2 separate regions of the Homo sapiens genome follow, and region 1 is linked to region 2. A link is an interaction called in ENCODE POLR2A ChIA-PET data of the cell type or tissue named here. Cell type or tissue: GM12878. All regions are shown on one strand. Each heading gives the region's core, and the rest is flanking DNA. Links, peaks and the distances in the headings are about the cores only.

Region 1 (5,453 bases), core at 523-4,522, 260 kb before region 2:
AGGAGAGGTGACAGCTAATGGGGATGTTTGGAGTCTTTGAGTGAACCAAACACATCCCAGAGTAATTGTAATTTATTTCAGTCAATCTTCTGTACAGACTTAGCATTCACCTTTGGAGGAAGGTCCTTTGAGCAGGGACAGAGATGGTGATGTCACTGACAGTCCCCCTTTTACTCTGGGTGAGAGGTCTAGAATCCTCAGCTCCTGTATTCGTGCCCACAAGGGCCTCATCTAGGTGAAGGCTCCACCTGCCCCACCCTGCCATGGCCACCAGGCTCCTCTGCTGTGTGGTTCTTTGTCTCCTGGGAGAAGGTGAGTCCCCACAAATAAAGCACCTGCATTTTTGGATATTGCCAGTTATGATTCCAATTATGTTTCTTATTCTGTCCCCAAATTCTATCTCTTTTCACAGAGCTTATAGATGCTAGAGTCACCCAGACACCAAGGCACAAGGTGACAGAGATGGGACAAGAAGTAACAATGAGATGTCAGCCAATTTTAGGCCACAATACTGTTTTCTGGTACAGACAGACCATGATGCAAGGACTGGAGTTGCTGGCTTACTTCCGCAACCGGGCTCCTCTAGATGATTCGGGGATGCCGAAGGATCGATTCTCAGCAGAGATGCCTGATGCAACTTTAGCCACTCTGAAGATCCAGCCCTCAGAACCCAGGGACTCAGCTGTGTATTTTTGTGCTAGTGGTTTGGTCACAGCGCTGCAGAATCACCTGCTCCCTGTGCAGAAACCCTGGTGCTTCCTCTTCTCCTCCAGTACCCAGCAGCTCTCAGCAGCCTTTCTTGCTCCTCCCCTAGCACAGGAAGTACATAGGTTTCGTGTTCCACATGTCCCTAGGCAAGGCAAGAACAGGTCATAAGGACACATCACGTTAGGAAACTTTTGGTAGGAAGTCAGTGGGTGTGATGGTTCCTGGGATTCCACACATACTTCTCACAAGGGTGCCTGAGTCCAAGTTTGAGGGCGAGTGTCACAGACTGGAGCTTTCAAGTGATTGAGTGAGCTTAAAACTGTGCAGCCATTGCACATGGATGCTTATCTCCTTTGCTGCTTTCCGTTATGGCTTCTTTGCCATTTCTTTTCTCTTCTACCTTAAAACTTTCAACATCTTTGATGACTTCCAACATCAATATTGGCTTCCCAGTTTTTTCACTTGCTCACTTCAAATGATCATTTCCTTCACCTTGTGTCAGATATTCATTTCCACTTTCTTTTTCTAGATTCCAATGACAAATTATTTGAATTACCCCCAAATAGTTTCCTCAAGCATCCCATTGTCTCATGCGGGCTTCTCTTTTCATCTCTGGTACTACTTCTGCAGCAATTCTTCAACCCCATCAGGACCACTAATTGACTTCTCCTGCAAATATTGCACCATATATCATCTCCTCATGTACTATATTCCTTATCTGACTTAGACTATGTGTTCCAAGGTGATTGTGAAATTTTGCATATGTCTTCAGCTCTTTTCTTTTTCTGTTTCTTACCTGGAAAATAAAATGGGGCCTACTCTGTGCCCCTTTCAATGACACAGAGAACATAAAATGTCCCTTACCCTTGTCAAGCAGTATTATAACGATACAGTGTGTCTTGAGGTCTGTAAGTCCCTCTATGCATATAAAATTATATACTTTTCTTCTATTAAAATAATTTGTTACCTTTTAATGAGTTCATCAGTTTCATCTTTCAATTATAGTTATACTTTTGACAATTATAGAAGTACTAAAAAAAGTTATGCACCCAGAATGTATGATTCTATCACTTTTATGTGTGTGCGCACTTCACTTCATACGTACAAAAAAGTTAAAAGAATGCCGAATAGGCATATTTATCCATTCTCTTGTAGGAATGATAAAGATGAACTTCCAAGGGGAAAATATTTTCAAAATAATCCATGGCACATAAAATTATTTAAGAAAAAATAAATCAATAAATATCCCTGTTAAGTTTATATATAGTTTTATATGCTTGGGTAAGGAAGAAAAAAAGTTGTGATATATTTTGCTGGTTATTTGGAGAGATAAAATATAGAAAGAGCAGAAAGAACATGATTAGCTTTGTCTTTGTTTAAAATTTTTGCTTTTTAAATTTGATACACTATTTACCATCAAAATTTAAAACAACACCACTGCTATAAAACAATATACAAACAAACTAAAAAGAAAAAGGAATTTACTATGTAAAAAAAAAAAAAAAAAAGCGAGAGCTTATAGGCAGAGTATTAAGGGGAATTTAAAATTATAAAGACCTGTAAGTTTTCAGAGCGGTATAGGCCTCACAGCTGGAGCTGGGATTTTAATGTCCATATGAAAGAGATGACAGAAAACAGCCAGAATTACATTGCTTGCCTTAATCCTGGAGCTTCAAAATGCTCCCAGGCTTTATAAAGTAAAAGTATTACACCCCAAAGACCCAGAAACATAATTGGAAACTGGATGTTTGGTCAGGCCTTTGGGTGATAGATAAAAAGGAAAAGTTAGGAGAGAAAAATTGAATCTTCAGACTGTGTCTCACATGTGTTTGGAATGAAATATACTCTGCATGGAATGTACACCATATACCCAAAAACTGACAAAAAGGTCCATAACCATTAAAACCCTTGGAGACCCTGGCATTAAGAGATTCAATACGGTTCTGGAGTAAACTTCTGCTTCCAACCAAGATAGATTAACGGGAATTAGATTTAACTTCTTGCTTGAAACAGCTAACACCCCAACCCCCACCCTGTCCCCCTGCACACACACATTCACACAACATGTGGAATAACGGTTGTCAAGACATTGGAAGTAGGCAACAGAAGACAGTGATCTCTGAGAGATGGAAACAACCAAGCTGAGAACTATGACTGTCTTAATACCTGGAGGGAGTTTCCAGGCCCTGGGCCAGAAAGAGGAATCCAAGCAGAGCTGGGTGATCTCACTGAGCTGAGTCAGAGTTGGAAATACAAGATCAAAGCAGCTAGATTTCACATGACAGGCCATTGAAAAGGCGATTGCTGCACAGAGAGAATCCTGGAGACCTTCCTAGGGTCTCCCTTAACCCTTCAGCTGTGCTGTAAGCAGTACATGTGTGAGGAAACTCCCTAAGGTTGGAGAAAGAGCCACTCAGCAAGATTAGAGGAAACAATGCCTGGAGCTCACAAAGGGCTGAGAGTAATATATACATATATTACTCTCATATATATATGTATATGTATATTTTTGCATTGAGAATGGGAAACTTAATAATTCATGGGTCAATCAGTAGAGGTTTCAGATGACTTATGCCTCAGTATAAAAGCAAAATAAGCCCTTCACTAAATAAGCCACATTTGGCTCCTGGCCTATGTGGGTGAGACTTCAAAATATCAAACTGTTTCCAAGTAACTTAAGTCTCAGAGCAAAACTAAAGAATATTTCTAATGTACAAGAATACCTGTTCGGAGATATCAGTATGAATTTATTGTTTTTAAACGTATAGATACAATGGTAAAGAAATGAATACATACCTGTGTGAATAATGGGTTGGTATATATACATGTATTTCATACTTCTGTCCACTTAGAAGACCACTAGTGCACAGATGTTTGTTGCCAAATATTATTCTCCAATTAAAAAAAAATGAAAGGTGGTTCTAGGACCCTGAGGTAAAAAATACAAGAATGTTGTAATGAGGTTTTCCAAAAAAAAAAAAAAAAAAAAAAGGATGGGACATATCTCAAAAGGACAGAGGAATCAATCTGAAAGAGCTTCCCCAATGACTAAGGCTGGAACAATTTGTAAAAGAAAATTCACAAGTTCACACTGAGAATGAAACGATTAAATAAATAAATAAATAATAAAAAATGTGAGAAAGGACAATCTCTTACTGAAGAATTCCAAATTGCATATGTAGAAGAAACAGAGGGAAATAGAAAAGTCACTGTGACAACACCACTGTGAGTAACTGCCACACATAAAACCCAATAGTGAGTGCTAAAATTAGTGGGTGTAGCTAATTTTAATTACTAATTAATAACTAATAACTTTAATAACTAATTAAGAAGAAATGGATCATTTGTACAGTCACAAAGTGTCATCCCCAAAATATTAATTAATATGGTGGTTTTAACATATGCCCACACATTCTTTTATACTCATCCCTCTAGATTCCCCTCTCCTGGATTCAGTGGCCTGCCTCTAATGAACAGACATGGGAAATAGAAAAATGGTAACCGAGTGACCAAAGTAAATAAACATGACCCATAATAAGTCTTGTTAACCTCATGTGCATTCTCTTATGATGCAATGTTGTGATGTTATCATGTGACTACATATCTGTAATATTCCTCCCCCAAATCTATAATTCCTGTCTAATAATGAGAAAGCATCAAACAAATCCAAACTGAAAGAGATTCTACAAAACACCTGACCAGTAATCTTCAAATGTCAATATCGTTAAAAACAAGGAAAGAGCTGTCACAAATTGAAGAACACTAAGAAGATATGACACTTAAATGCAGTATGGGATCCTGGATTAGGTGCTAGGGCAGGAAAAGGTCATTATTAGAAAAACTGGGGAAATCTGAGTACAGTCTAGCTTAGTTGTGCCAATGTCAAATTCTTAGTTTGTGTGATGTTAGCACTAGTGGGTGTTGGATGAAGGATATAAAGTCACTTGGTAGTATTGTTATAGCCACAGGACATCAATTCTCCAGCTTTGGGTCACCTGAGTCCCTATCAAGCCAATTTGTGAAGCTGCTGTTAGTTGTCCTTACTCCCCAGTCTTGGAGCTCTCAGTTAGACCTAGAATCAACCTCTTCTTCCTCTTGACCTCTGCTTCACTGCATCCTAAACGTGGTGAGGTGGAGGGGTGGTGAGGGAGGCTGAGCAGAAGCCCATCATTCAGAAGCCCATCACTAGAGCTTCTCTGATGATTCTCTGAGACAGGGGCTCCCTCTGTAGTCTCCTTTGTGCACAATCCCAAGCACGCTGGGCCACACAGACTCCACCAAAGCTAGTTTTGTGAGGAGGCAAATATTGAGGCTCCATTGTGAAGAGAATGTCCATGTCAGATTTAAGTACAAAAGATTAAAGTTGATGCATTACTATTGCAGGAAAATGATACCTGTGAGAATTTCCAAAAGCCAGATTTTGTATTGTGTGGCTGGCTGAGTAATACCCCTCCCCACAAAGACATTCACATCCTAATCCCTGGGATCTGCCTCTGTTACCTTAGATGGTGAGAGTAGACTTTACAGATGTGATGAAGTTAAGGATCTGGAGATAAGGAGATTATTTTGGATTAGCCTGGTGGCCCTCAATGCAATTACATGTGTCCTTATAAGAGATAGCCAGGGGGAGATCAGACACAAATGGAGAAGAGAAGGCAATGTGACCACAGGAGAAGAGATTAGAGTGAGGTGAACACAAGCCAAGGAGTGAGGCAGCCACTAGAAACAGAGGCAAGGAACGAATC
Region 2 (5,453 bases), core at 999-4,998:
TGCCCTGCAGCCTTCGTAATGGCTCAAGACTGCCTCACTCTGGGCTTCTTTCATGAGAAAAAACAAAACAAAACAAAACAAAACAAAACAAAACAAAGAAAACTTTTTTAGGGGGAGGTTGTTTGAGCTACAGTTATTTAACATCTCTTCCTAGCAGAAAAATTATAACCTAACTGACATAAACTCAGAAAGAATATCATTGTTTTGAACAAGTGCTTGACTCATTTACTTCATAAAGCAATACATGGAGGATGTTCAGAGTTTATTCTGGGTCACAGATGTAGGAAACTAAGTAAGACACAAGGACAGCTGGAGTGAGTCTAGTGAAACATATTCCTAATCAAATGAATTTTAGACTGGACGTCAATGGAAAACTATGGCTTCATTTAACTGGCTAGGGTGGACTTCAGGACACAAAAATCAGAGGAAGAAAGAAGAAAGGAGGAAAAAAATAAGGCTTTTAATATAAAATTATCCATGTAGTCAATATTTTATCCCAAAGATCTTGAGGTCACAGAAAAGGTCAAAATGGAGGCACAGCTGAATCAATCCACTTATTCAACCCAAGTTCTCCATTTTCCTCCAATTTCTGGACCTAATTTTTTAATTTTACTTTCACCTTTCCATATCCAAGATTATCCCTTTACCCACAATATCACCCTACTTCTGCTCACTTTATTCTTTTCAAAGCTCTGTCCTTCCTCCCTGCCAGCTTGAGATAAAAATCCTCAGAGCTCTTGAGTAGACCAGAAATCTGGCCTCTGTGTACCTTTGTCATATTCATATATAGACACAGTGGGAGTGGGGGGTGAGTAGAAAATCACTTAGCCACAGTGATGGTGTACAGGAAAGAGAGGACAGCAGTCTTATGGATAAATTGCTTACACGCAGATGCTCAGCTGAATCTGTAATGAAAAGGAAATCTGAATGCTTGGCCAAGGAGAAGTAAATTCCCTGAGGTCAATCCTTTGTTGTTCTCTTTGATCTTCAGTAATGGGTCAATCAGACCACCTGCCCCGAAGCTTAGATGCTGTCCACATGATTTGCTTGCTGTCACTGTGTCCTAGCCAGAGTCTTGGGATTTAGGTTACTCTCGCATTTAAGAGGCCTTTATTGGGAGAAAGGATAATAATACTTAACAATTATATTCTACTTATATGCCACTTCTGTGTATTTTTACATATATTATCTAATATAATCCTCCCAACCAACCTGAGATACAGGCAGGTGGTTCATTTTAAAAATAATTTATCATTTTAAAAATAAAATGTACTGTATATTTAGTTTATGATAGGCATGTATGAAGTATATGTTTAATCTTTACAACAGCCCAAGACTTAGACCATGTTTTACAGTTGAGTCAACCAGGGCACCCAGTTAGTAAGTGCTACTGGTATATAAATAAATTGTTAATGATTTTTTAAAATGCTAATGCCTACTGCTGATGGCCTGTGAGACAGTAGGGTGTGTATTTCTGTAGAGCAATTTGCTATACGTACATGAAGTCATAAAAAAGCAAATATTTTCTGACTTGGCAAATTTGCTTCAAAGAATTTGATCCAAGAAAATAATTAGACATCTAACACCTCAAGTACAAGAATATCCACTGCAGAGTTTTTTAATTGTGAAAAACAATACTGGCTGGGCGTGATGGCTCACGCCTGTAATCCAGCACCTTGGGAGGCCGAGGCAGGTGGATCACCTGAGGTCAGGGGTTCAAGACCAGTCTGGCCAACATGGTGAAACCCTGTCTCTACTAAAAATATAAAAATTAGCTGGACGTGATGGTGCATGCCTGTAATCCCAGCTACTTGGGAGGCTGAGGCAGGAGAATCACTTGAACCCAGGAGGCAGAGGTTGCAGTGAGCCGAGATCATGCCACAACACTCCAGCCTGGGTGACAGAGCAAGACTCCTTCAAAAAAAAAGAAAGAAAGAAAGAAAGAAAGAAAGAAAGAAAGAAAGAAAGAAAGAAAGAAAGAAAGAAAGAAAGAAAGAAAGAGAAAGAAAGAGAGAGAGAAGAAGGAAGGAAGGAAGGAAGAAAGAAAGAAAGAAAGAAAGAAAGAAAGAAAGAAAGAAAGAAAGAGAAAGAAAGAAAATACTGAAATAACTTAAATATTCAATCAGAGGAAATGAGTAGGTAAATTATAGTAAATTATAAAATGGAATATCTTTTATATTTCAAAACTTACTTTAGAATATTATTTAATGATATGCAAAATAGTTTTATTGGCATGAAACATCATATTACGCTAAGTGAAAAATTTAAGTTCAAAGTCATAGATTGAGAAAAACTCATTTATCTCCCCTCACTCCAAAATAAAAGCAATAAAGTATAGAAATATGTTATAGGAAAAAGTATAAAAGAGAAGAAAAGAACATAATTGTCAAATACTGGATGGAGAATATTAACAAAATAAGATTTTAAGGCCGAGGCAGGCAGATCATGAGGTCAGGAGATTGAGACCATCCTGGCTAACACAGTGAAACCCTGTCTCTAATAAAAATACAAAAAAATTAACCAGTCGTGGTGGTGGGCACCTGTAGTCCCAGCTACTCGGGAGGCTGAGTCAGGAGAATCCCTTGAACCCAGGAGGCGGAGCTTGCCATGAGCCGAGATTGCGCCACTGCACTCCAGCCTGGGTGACAGAGCGAGAATCCGTCTCAAAAAAATAACAATAAATAAATAAATAAGATTTTATGAGTTTCTCAAAGACCGGAGATGGATATGGCCAAGGTGATTTAATGTAAATCAGAGCGAAAAGAGACTAGCTCAATAGAGGTAGAAGAGAAAGCAGCAGGTGAGGCAGGGTCATTTTTATAGCATTCTATAAGCCCTTAGAGATGTAGTCAAAGCATGAGAAAGTGCTTAAAGTAAGACAACTGATTGAAGAACTGTATGTCCAATGGCTGCTGAGTCACACATCGCACACATGAGTATGTGTAAGGAAAGTGCCTATAAAGTGAAGCTGAATGAACTATCAGCCTAGGATGGGCAATGGCTTTCAGAGTACAGGCTGCCAGCTTGCTTATCTTAGAGTACAGCCTGCCTGTCCACATACCACACCCACAAACAGAAATCTTGCAGTCTTTGTATGCAGGGAAAAGGAAACTACTATCAGAAGAAATGTTAGTCAGTTACAGGTAATAATCAACATTTCTAAATTCATAATCATCTCGGACAACTGAGTATCAGCAGACATTTGATTAAAAAGAAAAGCAAAAGGCTCTGGCAAAGACAATTCTATAGATTTATCAAGCCATTTTATCATCCTCTGGGGAGTACAGAAAAACTACATTTCCCAGTATCCTTACATCTAGATTGGGCCTGATGACCAATTCTAAACAGGGGAATGCAGTAGAAACATAAGCCACCCAGGTTTGGCCAGAAACACAAAATCTCCTACATGTGATACTCCTCTCTCACTTTTTGCAGCAATAATGGGAATCCTAGAGTAGTGGTGCTCTGCATCTCTGAGTCATCCCTTATAGGAAAGTTGCCCCGGAGAACTCTCTGACCAGGATGATACGCATTGGCCTTTATGTGAGGTGAAAGCAAAACAAGAAAACTTACATTGGATTAAGGCACTAAGAATTTTGAGATTATTTGTAATAGCAGGTAGCATTAATTATTCTTACTAATATAGCAAAATAAAAGAGAAACACCAAGATAATTAAACAGAATATTGACCCCAGAGGAAACATATATAATTTTAGGAAAAGACAAAAACTTTAATTGAATTATAAGTCTAATTTTTCTTTTTTAAAATTTTGAGGCTGGGTGAAGTGGCTCACACCTATAATCTCAGCACTTTGGGAGGCGGAGTCAGGCGGATCACCTAAGGTCAGGAGTTTAAAATCAGCCTGATCAACATGGTGAAACCCCATCTCTACTAAATACAAAAAAAAAAAAAAAATTAGCCAGGCTTGGTGGCGCATGCCTGCAATCCCAGCTACTTGGGAGGGTGAGGTAGGAGAATTACTGGAACCCAGGAGGTGGAGGTTGCCATGAACTGAGGTCGTGCCACTGCACTCCAGCCTGGGCAACAGAGCAAAATTCCAACTCAAAAAAAAAAAAATTGAGAAAACGTTATATTTATTTATTTAAAAAAAGAGTAAAATGAAAAAGAAAAAGAATAAGGGACAGTTGACATAAGTTAAAAATTATTGCTTAAATGATAATTTCAGGAGAAAAGCTATTAATAGAAAACATATAAATCACAAACAAAAAAAAAGGATGAAAAGCAGTCAGGGGAAAGGTAAGCACAGTAGATAAATATTTTTTACATATTCTTATACAACTTCAGAATAGAAATGATAAAAAGAAAACCCTACAAACTGCAGAAAAAATAAATAAAACAAATTATCATGGGCAGAATTGAATCAGATTGGCAGCTGACTTCATACCAGCAACATTAAGTACTAGAAGTAAATGAAGTCAGGACTTCAGTCAGACTATAAAAGAAAATGTTTTACATCTCAAATACTATAACTAACCAAAATATTAATAAAGCATTAAGATAGAATAAAGTCATTTAATACAGACAGAGATGAAAGTTTTTCTATAAAGTGTATTAAAATATGAATTCCAGCACACACAAAAAATGTAGTCCTAAGGGAAAAAAAGCTGAAGATAAGAAATCAAAGTACAGTGAAACAAACTCCAAAATTCAGTAAAATTAAATCTCAGGATGGCCAGGATGTTGGTTCTGTGGTAAAACCAGGGAATAAGAAGTTCATATTAGAACAAGAAGTAAGAGCATTCTGCTAGAATATCTTAAGGAAGAAAATAAAATTTTTTAGGAAGAAATAGCATGCTAAGGAGGATGAATGATCTTAGTGAGAAAGTGAATGGATGCTCCATCCCGGGACTTTCTCCATGAGCCCATGTGCAAGGCCGCTCCAAAGACATCAATGGAAGTGCTACATGGGCTCAGTTACATGGACTTCCTTTGCAAGGCTAATAGGAGGTTATCAGCACCAGCAAAAGGAGATACTAAAGTTTAGTCCCCATCATAGCACCATTCTCAGGTGTTTAAGGAGATCTCCCAGAAGCCTGATTACTTTGAATCCCTTCTATCTATCTATCATTAGGGAGACATAACTTAATTTCACAGGAGTATGTACATATTCTCAAGAAGAATTTTCCTTCCTTACCCACAATGTTTCTGTCAGCACCATCATTCTTGGACTTATTGAATGACTTATTCATCATTTTGACATCATCTCTGACCAAAGAACATATTTTATGGTGTTGTAAGTGTAGACGTAGACTTACGCACATAGAATTATCTGGTTTTATCATGTGCCACACCACCTAGAAGCAGCTTGATTGGTAGAAAGACAGAATGGCCTGCCAATGGGTCAGTGAGGAGACCACCCTCTGAGAGGTTGGGGCACTGTTCTATAGTAGTGTTATATGCCCTAACCTAGTGGACAATATATTGCTTTATC

What was found. Peaks named below come from ENCODE experiments on the same cell type or tissue, not always from the same donor. Only the 100,000 strongest peaks of a DNase experiment are listed, where the experiment ranks them.
Region 1: POLR2A ChIA-PET joins it to region 2 with 5 read pairs; 2 of 35 experiments call an interaction of 5 or more read pairs at or near these places.

Annotation. Positions count from the first base shown.
Region 1 is chr7:142,580,718-142,586,170 of GRCh38, forward strand. It overlaps TRB and TRBV12-5. Among named protein-coding and RNA genes, the nearest start is that of MIR11400, 110 kb to the left of the region's middle. In GM12878, for the core only: no CTCF peak of the experiment used is centred there; DNase peaks (open chromatin) are centred at 841 and 2,934.
Region 2 is chr7:142,835,676-142,841,128 of GRCh38, forward strand. No RefSeq gene overlaps it. Among named protein-coding and RNA genes, the nearest start is that of EPHB6, 17 kb to the right of the region's middle. RefSeq lists a cis regulatory region at 2,798-3,499. In GM12878, for the core only: no CTCF peak of the experiment used is centred there; no DNase peak of the experiment used is centred there.